Linked DNA regions of Mus musculus: region 1 is linked to region 2. A link is a contact called in ENCODE Hi-C or POLR2A ChIA-PET data. All regions are on one chromosome and are shown on one strand. The core of a region is the stretch at or near the end of the contact, and the rest is flanking DNA. Distances in the headings are between cores, read along the strand shown.

Region 1 (5,330 bases), core at 2,661-5,160, 41 kb after region 2:
GCGCACACTCGCAGCGGAACCAGTTGACGCCATCAACACAGATGCCTCCGTTATAGCTGCAAGGGAGAGGGTGGCCATAAAGGGTCCCCTAGGATGGGCCCTGCCCCCCACCAGCCTCCTGGGCCGCCACTCACCAGGGCAGAGGGTTGCAGTCATTGGTGTCTGGATTTAAGGGGAAAGACAGGGTGGTTATTTCAGCACACTCTTGCCCAGAACACCTCTGCAGCACATCTCTGTGTCTGAGGCTCGTGGGTAGACACTATCCTGTCCATACCAGCCTGGCACAGCCAGTGGAGAAGTACGAGGAAGGCTCAGGACCCCAAGGGAAGCCTCCATGGGGTGGGAGCTATAGTTGGAATGGGACCTATGTCTTAGCAGGAGCCCAAGCCTGCAGAGTGGTGGATCAGGGTAGGTAGAAGGACCCTGCAGATATGGCACAGGGACTGAATTACAAAGTGGCAGAGCAGGTCTCAAGAGTGTGGATGTGTGAGGTAGGCAGGTGGAAGAGTGGTTCTTCCTGGAAGTTGGAAGAAGGGATGGGGGTGGGGCTGGGTGAAGTTAAGCAGAACCCACAGGCCTCCCCCACCTGAAGCCCCTCCAGCTCACTATGTGTGCAGGTGCGGCCCTCCCAGCCATCCCGGCAGATGCAGGAGAAAGAGTCTCCGCTGCCCACGCAGGTGCCTCCATTCACACAGGGATTGGGCACACAGCTGCTGTTCTTGGCTGCAGGGAGGGAGGGGGGAGGATTGAGATGCCTGGGGCAGACCACAACATGGCTGGGGTCGGCAGCCCAGGGCTAGGGGAGGCAGCCAGCCTGGGTAGGGTGCTCACCGATGGTGCAGGTGCTGCCCTTCCAGCCCGGAGGGCACGCGCAGCGGAAGGTGTCGCCGCTGTCATAGCATGTGCCACCGTTGCTGCAGGTGTAGGCGTCACACTGGAACTCGCCTGCAAGCACATGGCCGCTCAGTGGGCGGGCCATATTGACCCCAGCAGGGTCCTGGCAAGCAGCCCCTCCACTCGCTCGCTTGCTCATTTGCAGGGACCCCGGGGCACTTACGTGAGTGGCAGGTCTTGCCCTTCCAGCCATCGTCACAGGCACAGTAGAAGTCATTGACCAGGTCATAGCAGCGGCCGCGGCTGTGGCAGGGGTCGGGGAGGCAGTCGTTGGGATCTGGGGGGAGGACGCCGGTCAGCGGGGGTCACCGGCGCTGGGGAGGGCTTCACGGAGAAGAGCAAGAGCTGGGCCCAAGCACATGGGAGCCTGGGATTCCACCCCATGACTTCAGGCCCATGTACACAGTGCTGAGTAGGACATAGGGGTGGAGCCAGGCCTTAGCCAGTGGGGGCGGTCCGGGTAAGGCAAGGGTGCAAACTCACTGATGTCACAGAGTTCTCCTTCCCAGCCACTGGGGCAGAAGCAGCGGAAGGAGTCCACTTCGTCAATGCACGTGCCCCCGTTGCGGCAGGGCTGGCCCATGCAGTCGTCAATGTCTGAGGGAGAGGATGGGTGAGCTGTCCCTGTGGCTGGCCAGCTTGCCCCACCCCACCAACTCTGCACACCACTCACTTTCATGGCAGTAGGTGCCTGTGAAGCCGCTGTCACAGATGCAGGAGAAGTTTCCCCCAGGCAGGCTAACGCAGTGCCCGTGAGGGCCACATATACCAGAGGGTGCGACACCGCGTGCCCTGGACCCTGCCTCGAACCCGCAGCCATCGATCACTGTGGCAAAGAGATGGACAGGGGTCAGACCCATCTCCACCGGGGTACCCACCCAGCCTGAAGGGTTGCATCATGTACCTCTACATGCCCCGCCAGGGCATGTGTCCCTGGGCACTGAGCAGTTCTTGCCACCAAAGTCTTCTGGGCAGGCGCAGTAGTAGTCACCCTCAAGGTTGTAGCAGCGAGCACCGTTGAGGCAGGGGCTTGGTTCACAGAGATCCATGTCCACCTGCAGGTAAGGAGTGGGGGATGTATTTGTGAGTATCCAGCTCTATATAGAAGCACTGTTTCGTATAGACAACCAGGCCTCTCTGCCTTAGACCCAGCGGTGCCAAGCTGAGCTTGAAGCTCCCACCCACCCAAGAATGTCTGAGCACCGTCAGCTGGACGGAAACACCTGTGGGCCACCAGCCCCCTCCTGCCGCCCTCGCCTCCACAGCAGCCAAGCTTCCTCTGCCTCCCACAGACAGCATCCGGTTTTGGCTCCTCCCGCCGGCAGGAAGGCCAGCTTCTGACCCCCATGTTGCCAGGCTGCCCTCAGAGCCAAGAGAGGTCCTTCCTACAGCCAGCACCACCATGCTCTGGGGACCCGAAGTCAGAGGCCTCTGCCACGGGCCACTAAGAAGCCCACAAGGCCAGAGCAAAACCATGTGTAGCTCAGGACAAGGGAGATCACCCAACAGGGGTCAGGGTAGCAGCCGTGTGGAAAATCACCCGTTTCTTCCCAGGCCCACCCTTGACCCATGATGTCCACACATAAAATATGCAATTCTGCCTTTGGGGGTCCTTCTTGCAGGCTTCCCCTCTGCACGGTCCCATACAGGGAGTGAAGCATATAAGATTGTTGAGACAAGGGACAAGCCTGGCTTTGGTGACCCTCCTAGACAGGGCTCCCACCAAAGCCCCTCTAGGTTATTACCTCACAGTGCAGCCCAGAGAGGCCCCGTGGGCAGTGGCAGCGGAAGCCATCCACCAGGTCCTCACAGATGCCACCCCGGCGGCAGGGGCTGCTGGCACACTTGTCGTACTCTAGTTCGCAATGGCGACCTCCAAAGCCCCGCGGGCACACACACTGGTACCCATTGACCAGGTCCTAGGTGTGTGGACAGGTGGGTGGGTGAGCGAACCTCATACAACCCTGCCTGCCTCCTCCAGCCACATTCCACCCTCCCAGACTTGGCAGCCCCCTTACCTTGCAGGTGCCCCCATGCTGACACTGCCCATGGCAATCGTTGATGTCTGGAGGCAGAAGGGCATGCGGGTGGGGTCAGGGGGGCCCTCTGTGCTCCCCAGCCCCGCCCACCGGCGCCGCCCACCCATACTGACTGATTTGGCAGTTGATGCCCTTCCAGCCCGGGAGGCAATCACAGTAATAGCCGCCAATCAGGTTTTTGCAAGAAAAAGCATTAAGGCACGGCTTCCCTTCACACTCATTGGCGTCTGTGAATGAGACAAGGGAGCTGTGGGGCTCGGGCCCCACTCACCCACTGGGCCCTGCACCTGACGCCCGCAGCCCCAGCAGTGCCAGCAGCAGCAGCAGCAGCAGCCACATGCACAGCACACAACCCATGCACAGACAGTCCCCCCCAGGGAGCCCTTACCCAGCTGGCAAGTAGCCCCCACCCACTGCTCCGGGCAGATGCACTCGAAGCCGTCCACCTGATCCACGCAGGTACCACCCGCTGCACATGGGTTAGAGGCACACTCATCAATGTCTGCAGTGGGGGAGGAGGAAGAGAGAGAATGAAAAAGAGGTAGGTAGGTAAGGGTGTGGCCAGCAAATGAGAGGACGAAGTCAACGGGTACAGACTATGGCCAGTGAACGTGGGATCGTGTCTAGTTAGTGTAGACCCATGGACAGAGGACATGGGGTGTGGTCAGTGAGTAGGGACACAGTACACGGGGTCTCAGTCTGCAGCAGGGAGTCACAGTCCCATGTAAAGCAGCAGGAACCGATTGTTTGGCTGCAGTGTCTGCTGTGCAGCGGATTCAACCACTCTGTCCACACCCCGAAGTGCTACCCACTCCTACCTTGTGAAGCCCCCAGACACTCACCGAGCGCACAGGTGGGTCCGTTCCATCCTGACGGACAGTGGCATTCAAAGCCAGATGGCACTTCGTGGCAAGAGCCCCCATTGGCACACGGGTTGGAGGCACAGGCGTGCTCAGCTGCAGAACCAGAACATGAGTGGAGCGATGCCCACTGAACTTGAGCACGCTTCCCCGAGCCCACCAGACCCAGAGTTCACAGGGGTACAGCCCACTGTACAAGGCAGTGAAGAAAGGCCTCAGCCAGGCTCCCCGAGAGACAGCATTCCAACCTACCCCGCTCGCAGTTCTTGCCCAAGTAGCCATCTGGGCAGGCGCAGAGGTATTGGTCAGGCTCAGCATTGATGCAGGTACCCCCGTTGACACAGGGGTGGTGGCTGCCACAGTAGTTCAGGTCTGGGCACAAGGGTAGGGCTCTCAGGGATGGGCCCAGTGTCAGAGCTTAAGGCCTGGCCCTGCCCACTGCCCACCATCTCTCTACCTTTGTCACAGAGCAGGCCACCCCAGTTGGTCTCACAGTCACAGTGCCAGGGCTCCACACAGCTGCCATGCACGCAGCCAGGGTAGGGGACACACTCGTCACAGAACTTGCCCTGCCAGCCGTAGCTGCACCTGGGGGACCGAGCGACGAGGCCATCAGCCGGGCAGATGAGGAAGGGGCATGGGAGGCAGGCACAGAAGTGCAGGCTACCCCTACTGGGTGGTGGTCCCAGAGAACAGCTCTGAACCAAGCAGGGGTTACGGCCTGCCGGCCAGTCTCGCTGTCACAGGCATTCCCGGCCACTGGCCGAGATGGTCAGCCCAGCTGTCCCGTCACTCCCCCTGAGCTATTCTAGGACTCAGCTCTGAGCCAGGCGCCTGGAAGGAAGGCCCAGCCGGGGGAGGCCCAGGGGTACAGTGCCAGGTGCTGCTCACCAGGTGCTGCTGGGACACAGCAGCAACTGGGATCTGAGAGGGATGAAGAGGCATCAGGAGAGATCCTAGCTACCCTGGTCCAAGGGCTCTGTGACCTTGGGTGCCGCCCATATCCTCACTGCTACTCAAGGGCAGAGGTTTCTCTGACTCCTAGGACAGTCCAACCCAGTGGCTGCCCAGCCAGCCCTATGGGAGCGCCACACTGAGTGGGGCTGAACCCAACACATAGACCCGAAGACCTCGTCAGAGGCCGTAATCTTACGACCTGGCTCTGACCACACTGGGGACTAGTGTAGCCTCTGGGGAGTCCCTCAGGATGTAAGTAGGTGGCCAGCACAGAACCAGCAGGTGCGAGAGTACAGGGCTCCAGTAGGGCTGCCCTCTGGGCCCTGGACAAGACTCTGGGGGCCCCTTCCTTAAAGGCTAAGGTCCTGTGGGGCAGGAATGACGTGCAGGCCACGTCACTTCCACGCTGACACCCGCCACAGGAGTTATTTTTATAGAAGGAAAAACCACAGCCCTTCCTGAGCTGCCCTGGAGCCACGCACACAGGCACTTATCAGCCCGGCTCACCCAGGCTCACATAGGGAAACTGAGGCTGGCTCCAGGGTCCAGCCCGGAACGTCCAAGGCAGGTCCACAGTAGG
Region 2 (5,230 bases), core at 2,400-4,899:
TGGCTGATACCCACAACCCCTGCTCAGATCCTAGAGCTCTGGTCTCATGTCACCTCTTTCTGGGCTAACCACTGGCCAGCTCTTCTTTGGTCCGGACCTGGCAGCTTCTTAGGCTACCACCATCTCCTGGGAACAAAGGGTTGAACAACCTGGGAACACTCACCACCTGCCTATATATATGTTGTATATATTGATATATATCAATGATGAGAATATATGAGGCTTATAAAAAAGGGGGGCTGTGTTTCTACAAATTGGGGGGATTTAAGCATTTCACACAGGCACAAGATGAAGACAGTGGTGACTGTGTTCCTAGGAGATCAGCTGAGGAGACACTCAGCCCCCAGCTGCCTGCCACCACCCCCATAGCACCCCTTCAGTCTCCCACCCCCCAGCTATGGGGAAAGGGGAGATGTTTGCCATTTATCTCAAATGCATCCTATGAATAACTTTTTTTTAAAAGACAGGATCTCACTATATAGCCCTGGCTATCCCAGAAATCACTGTATAGACCAACCAGATTAGCCTCGAACTCACAGAGATCTACCCACCTCTACCTCCCTAGTCCCGGGACTAAAGCCATGAGCGACCATGTCTGCCTTCTGGGCAACTTTCTATCCACCTTCACCAAATCCTGGGGGGCAAAGATACAAAGAAAACACCAGAGAAGGAAAAGAAGGAGCCCTCCAGCCCAGTAGCTCCTGCGTCCCTAGAGGGGAAGATAAAGAACTGTGAAGACACCATATGTGACTGTCCCTCCCTCATGTGACACCAGAACAGCCATGCCATACTCCTGAGAGGATGTGACTGGGGTATGAGAGGTCACACACCCTGCCTGCCCACCCTCATGTAGGTATGGAGGGGCAGCCTGGGTCACCGTCTCGTCCCACCTTCTTCCTCTCGGGTATCATCTCACAAGGTGCTCCAGGTCTGGTTGAAGTTCAGCCATTCGGCAGCCCTGTACGTGAATGAACACAGCCCTTAGCCAGCTCTTGAACTGACAGCTCCTTGTCCACCAAGCCCTGTTTGTTGGCCCGCGCCCACACCCAGCACTCCCTGGAAGCTCTGCTGATTCAAAGTAACTTCACCTCAGCTTCCTCTAGACACGCAGTCTTCACTGAGACCCCCACCAACACCAGATCGTCGGCCCAGTGGGTGTAAGAGTGACACAGGGGTCTCAGCTTCTCTTGACCCCAACATCACACACTTGAAAGGTGAATCCAAGAGACCCTGCCATGGGCACTCTGAGCTCAGCTCAAGTTCAAGCCTTTGGTGGAAACATTCTGAGTAAACTCTGAACTTTGAAGGAGGAAGGTCTTTCTGGCGCAGTCCAGCCTGATGACCACAATATGCAGGACCTTTCATTAGTTGCTCTCCTAACCAGCCACACCACACCACCTTACCAAGTCTGATAAGCTCTCTCTGTCCTCATTTGTGACCCCATGAGGCTGCTACCCGGAAGAGGTGGTGTAGTGCGGAACGACAGACAGACAGACCTAAGACATAATCTGTTTAGGTTTCCAACAGTGGCCTGGCAGCCTGCCACCTGGTGGCTATGACAGTCCTTGCACATGCTCATAGATTAGCGGAGGGCTCCTTGCCTGGCTCCAGCCCACTTTCCCAAGTCTGCTCGGCCTCAGGATGGGGAGCACAAATGGGTGTGTGTGACACCTGCTCAACCAGCTTCCAAGGCTTGCTTCTGTCCCCAGCACTGTCAGTGCTCTGCTATCAACTCTTCCGTGGGATCACCTCTGAAAGTTCCCACAGTCCTGCGCCCCCACCACACACACACACATGGATAGCGATTTTTCTTGCAGATAAAAAAAAGACTCCCCCAGCCTCCGCCGTTCGGGAGACTTTCCTGCTCATCCGGGATCCTAAAACTTGCTGCTCCTTCTGGCTGGGATCCAGAGTGTATCAACCCCCACGCCCCCAGCCCCTACGCGGCCCTTTGAGCTGGAGCTTACAGGCCAGTCTCTTCTCGCTGGGAATGTCACAATCTGCTCCACGACCTGCTCCACATGCCTCTGGTCCTTGAGCTAGGTTACCCCCCTTCTCCTCCGCCTCCTGGGTAAGCTCTTGGCCGTCCGGCAGCCTAGGGCCAAGAGCCCACTCCCACCCATACCCTACGGAGAGTGGAGCACGCTGGGGCTTGCCCAGGCGTCAGCGGGGGAGTCCACAACCCCTGAGCGAGCCTCAGCAGGTAAAGGGCAGAATTTCGTCTCCGCCTTCGCTGTCTAGAGCGAACCTGAGTGACCCGCTCTGACTTCCTGAGGTTCCCGCACATGCGCGTCTGGCGGACCGCAGCCTGATGTCCAGGCAGAAATGCTAGGAGCGCACCAAGCCTTCGCCTATGTTGTATTTGCAAAATAACCGGGTGAAGTACGGATTGCTATTGTTCTCAATTTGCAGATTCAGAAATCCAGGTGTAATGCATTCTCACCCAGATGCAGCCCTCCCAACATAGAGTTTTGCACAGAAACCAGTTATTCGTGACACTGGAGACTTGATGACTTGCACAGATCTGTGACAAGGGGAGAAGAGGGCAAGACCAAGAAGAGGCGAGATTCCCGATTGATCCCCTCTCTGTCTGTCCCCTCCCTAGGAAAGATGAGCCTCATAAGCACTCAGGTGGAGTAAGACTAAATCTAACTTCTTTACCCCTAACCACTCCATAGGACCAGCCCCGACTCCCTCCCTTCTGGGAACCCAGTTCTGCCTATCAAACCACTGGACTCATAGGGACCCTCTGAGCACATTGCAGGGGAGTTTCAGGAGGCTTCGTTGTGGTCCCAACAACTTCTACCCTGGGCCTGCTGGGCTAGGGAGGGTAAGATCAGGAAGAGATGGGATTCCCCCCACCCCCACCCCAGATGCACACAAACCTCTTTCCTTCTTCTAGGCCAACCTCCTCAGAGTCCCTCACTCACTGAGTAGGGGAATCCATCTCTGCCAAAGATGCCAGGTGAGGGCTACAAAACAGCCACTAGAGAAAGCCAAGAGGGCAGTGAATTGCAGCCACTTTACCAAATGGTTTGTGCCTCTATCTACCAATCTATGCAAAAGGTTTTATTTCCATGTCACGATGGGACAATACCTGATGAATGTGTCATTGTCGCAGTTTCTGGGAGCAAACCACAGGAGCCCCTACGGAGCCACCTCTCCCGAACCTCCTCAGCAGCTGCTCAGTTGCTTTATCATGATGCTCTGGGCTCTGGGAGCAAGAGAGTGTCAGACTAAGTGTAGACAGACAGGCACAGGTGCATGCTCTTATGCATTAGTCACCAAAGCCTTACCCACGTATTCATGTCCCAAACCATATAGATGGCTATAAATGTCTAGTCCCAGAACCCCTATGCTAGGTCACTGTGGGTTTCCCAAGTTTTGTGTCATAGAAAACGGAGTCTAGGACCAAACACCTCAGCCTGACCCACACCTCCTTCAGCATGGTCACCCGAAGGTCCAAGCTGAGTACGTTCTCCCAGACGAGCAGTGATGAGACCAGCTGGCCTCCTCTGGCACGCGGACATAGGCTGGGAAAGCTAGCCTAAAACCTAAGTCAACACTGCGGCCACCAGGGGGCACCCAGCTCCACAGATAAGGTGGGAGACCATGTTCTTGGAGCCAGAGAGGGCTCCGGAGGCAGAGTGTTGGCTGGGACCTCACATCATCATGACGACTCAGGGAGGTAGTATTGTGATGCCATTCTCCCACTGAGGACACGTGCCAGAGAAAGGGACATCATTGGTCCTGACACTTAGGGCTGGAAGACTTGGGCCTCAGAATTTTCCAAGTTTACCCTGAACCAGCTTGTGTCTAGCTTGCGTCCAGCTTGCTGCATGACTCCAGGAATGTTACTTGACCTTGAGGTTGATGGTGGTGTGAGGAAGCAATAATTGGACCCTGGGACCAGGGGTCTATCCTCAGCCAGTACAGGGGCTTCAGGGCTGCTGTTTACAGGCAGGTTCCTATTACTCAGCGGGAGGAGAGTTTGCAAAACTCCATCGACTCCTATAAAGAACCCCTGCTGCCTGATGCAACTGTAGAATGCCCACCTAACAGTGCCCCCTCCCCACTGTGGCCCTACCAGCCCAGAGCCAGTACAACAGGCAGGAATTGGATTGGCAGTGTGGACCCCCTTTGACCCTCCTGCCTAATGCCATCCAGGGCAGCCAGATTGGGCAAGGCCACCGCCTGGATCTGGCAAAAGTTACCGCCTGCCTCCCAGGCAGCTGGAGCTGAGTGCTGGTAGCGCAGTCTTTCCCACGCTCCGTGATGCCAGTCTTGGCACTCCAGCTCCGCCCCACCCTTGCCTTGCTGGGCCCCGGGCACCCGGAATGTGGCTGAAGATTCTGTCCCCCTGGGCCACAGATTCCTGTCTCAGTGGGTGTGGGCGGAGGCCCGCTTTCCGCCCTTTGATCCCGGCCAACTCCAGCTAGCGGGCCACGCCCAAACCCTGCCAGCCCGGCCCAGGCGCAAGATGGAGGCGGGGCTAGTCTCGACTCCCCAGGCTCTCGAACTCTGGCTCCTAGAGTTCTGGCTCTATCTTGGAGTTCTAGCACCAGCAGTGATTGACTCCTTACTACCCAATGTGCAGCCTGATGCCGGTCAGGGCTGCAGCCAGACAAGGAAATCCGAGACTCTTCTAGTACGGTTTCTCTCGTGGTCGCTGTGAGCTGGGTGGTAGTTTGCCTATCTCCAATCTCTCTCAACAACTAATCCTGGGACATGGGATCGACTAGAGGGAAGGAGAGGCACCCTCTAAGCCCAGGAAGACAAGGGCAGCGTCTCAGAACCCAAGGGGATGGGCTAGTTCCGGAGTCCACCAGAGGTGGTCTCCAGAGGTTATGGGAGCTCCTGAGATGCGCAGCCATCTGGAGAGATCACTTGCCTCAGTTTCCCCATTTACTGGATAGAATGACAGTAATGAATATCCTGTTTCCACACTTGTGGTGGTTGGAGTGGGCTTTGGACTTACTCCATCCTTCCAAGTGGCCTCACTACGCTTTTCTAGTCGAGCCACGGAAGCCATCTGGCATTGCTTAGAGCCTTGGAGGACTGAGCCGAGGTGAGCCTCGCTGCTTCTGTGGGCTACCTGCCTCGGGTTGGTGTTGTCACTCCTGGTCAGTCCTTACCGCCAGTGTCTACCTGGCCACCGAGTGCGAGAGTCTTGCCATGTTCGTTCAAGTAGAGCGTCTGCTGCGGAAACTCAGAATAGGAACTCCACGGG

Evidence for each region. A loop is a pair of places that touch in the nucleus more often than their neighbours do. ChIA-PET counts read pairs that join two places held with the same protein, here RNA polymerase II (POLR2A).
Region 1: a map of heart shows a loop between it and region 2 (4-fold over the local background). The contact joins the enhancer-like site here to the promoter of 1700127F24Rik in region 2. A Hi-C loop is called at or near these places in 12 of 37 maps with a recorded cell type or tissue (Patski, adrenal gland, gastrocnemius and 2 more). POLR2A ChIA-PET finds 5 or more read pairs at or near these places in 2 of 5 experiments (both embryonic stem cell).

What each region holds. Positions count from the first base shown.
Region 1 is chr12:112,912,559-112,917,888 of GRCm38, forward strand. Jag2 (jagged 2) reads right to left here. Exons shown (of 26, transcript NM_010588.2): 6 at 4,251-4,381; 7 at 4,046-4,165; 8 at 3,776-3,889; 9 at 3,322-3,435; 10 at 3,047-3,160; 11 at 2,913-2,959; 12 at 2,640-2,813; 13 at 1,799-1,949; 14 at 1,568-1,720; 15 at 1,378-1,491; 16 at 1,058-1,171; 17 at 832-945; 18 at 607-723; 19 at 135-162; 1 more. Among named protein-coding and RNA genes, the nearest start is that of Mir6941, 5.3 kb to the right of the region's middle. Within about 2 kb of position 3,911, at least 2 of the 3 ENCODE cell types and tissues checked have a DNase peak (open chromatin) inside an H3K27ac peak, as active enhancers do; they include gastrocnemius and heart, where a contact is called at or near this core.
Region 2 is chr12:112,872,177-112,877,406 of GRCm38, forward strand. It overlaps 1700127F24Rik (a long non-coding RNA gene), which reads right to left and starts at 3,650. Exons shown (of 6, transcript XR_873068.2): 1 at 3,437-3,650; 2 at 3,098-3,214; 3 at 2,886-2,986; 4 at 1,968-2,524; 5 at 891-958; 6 at 1-709.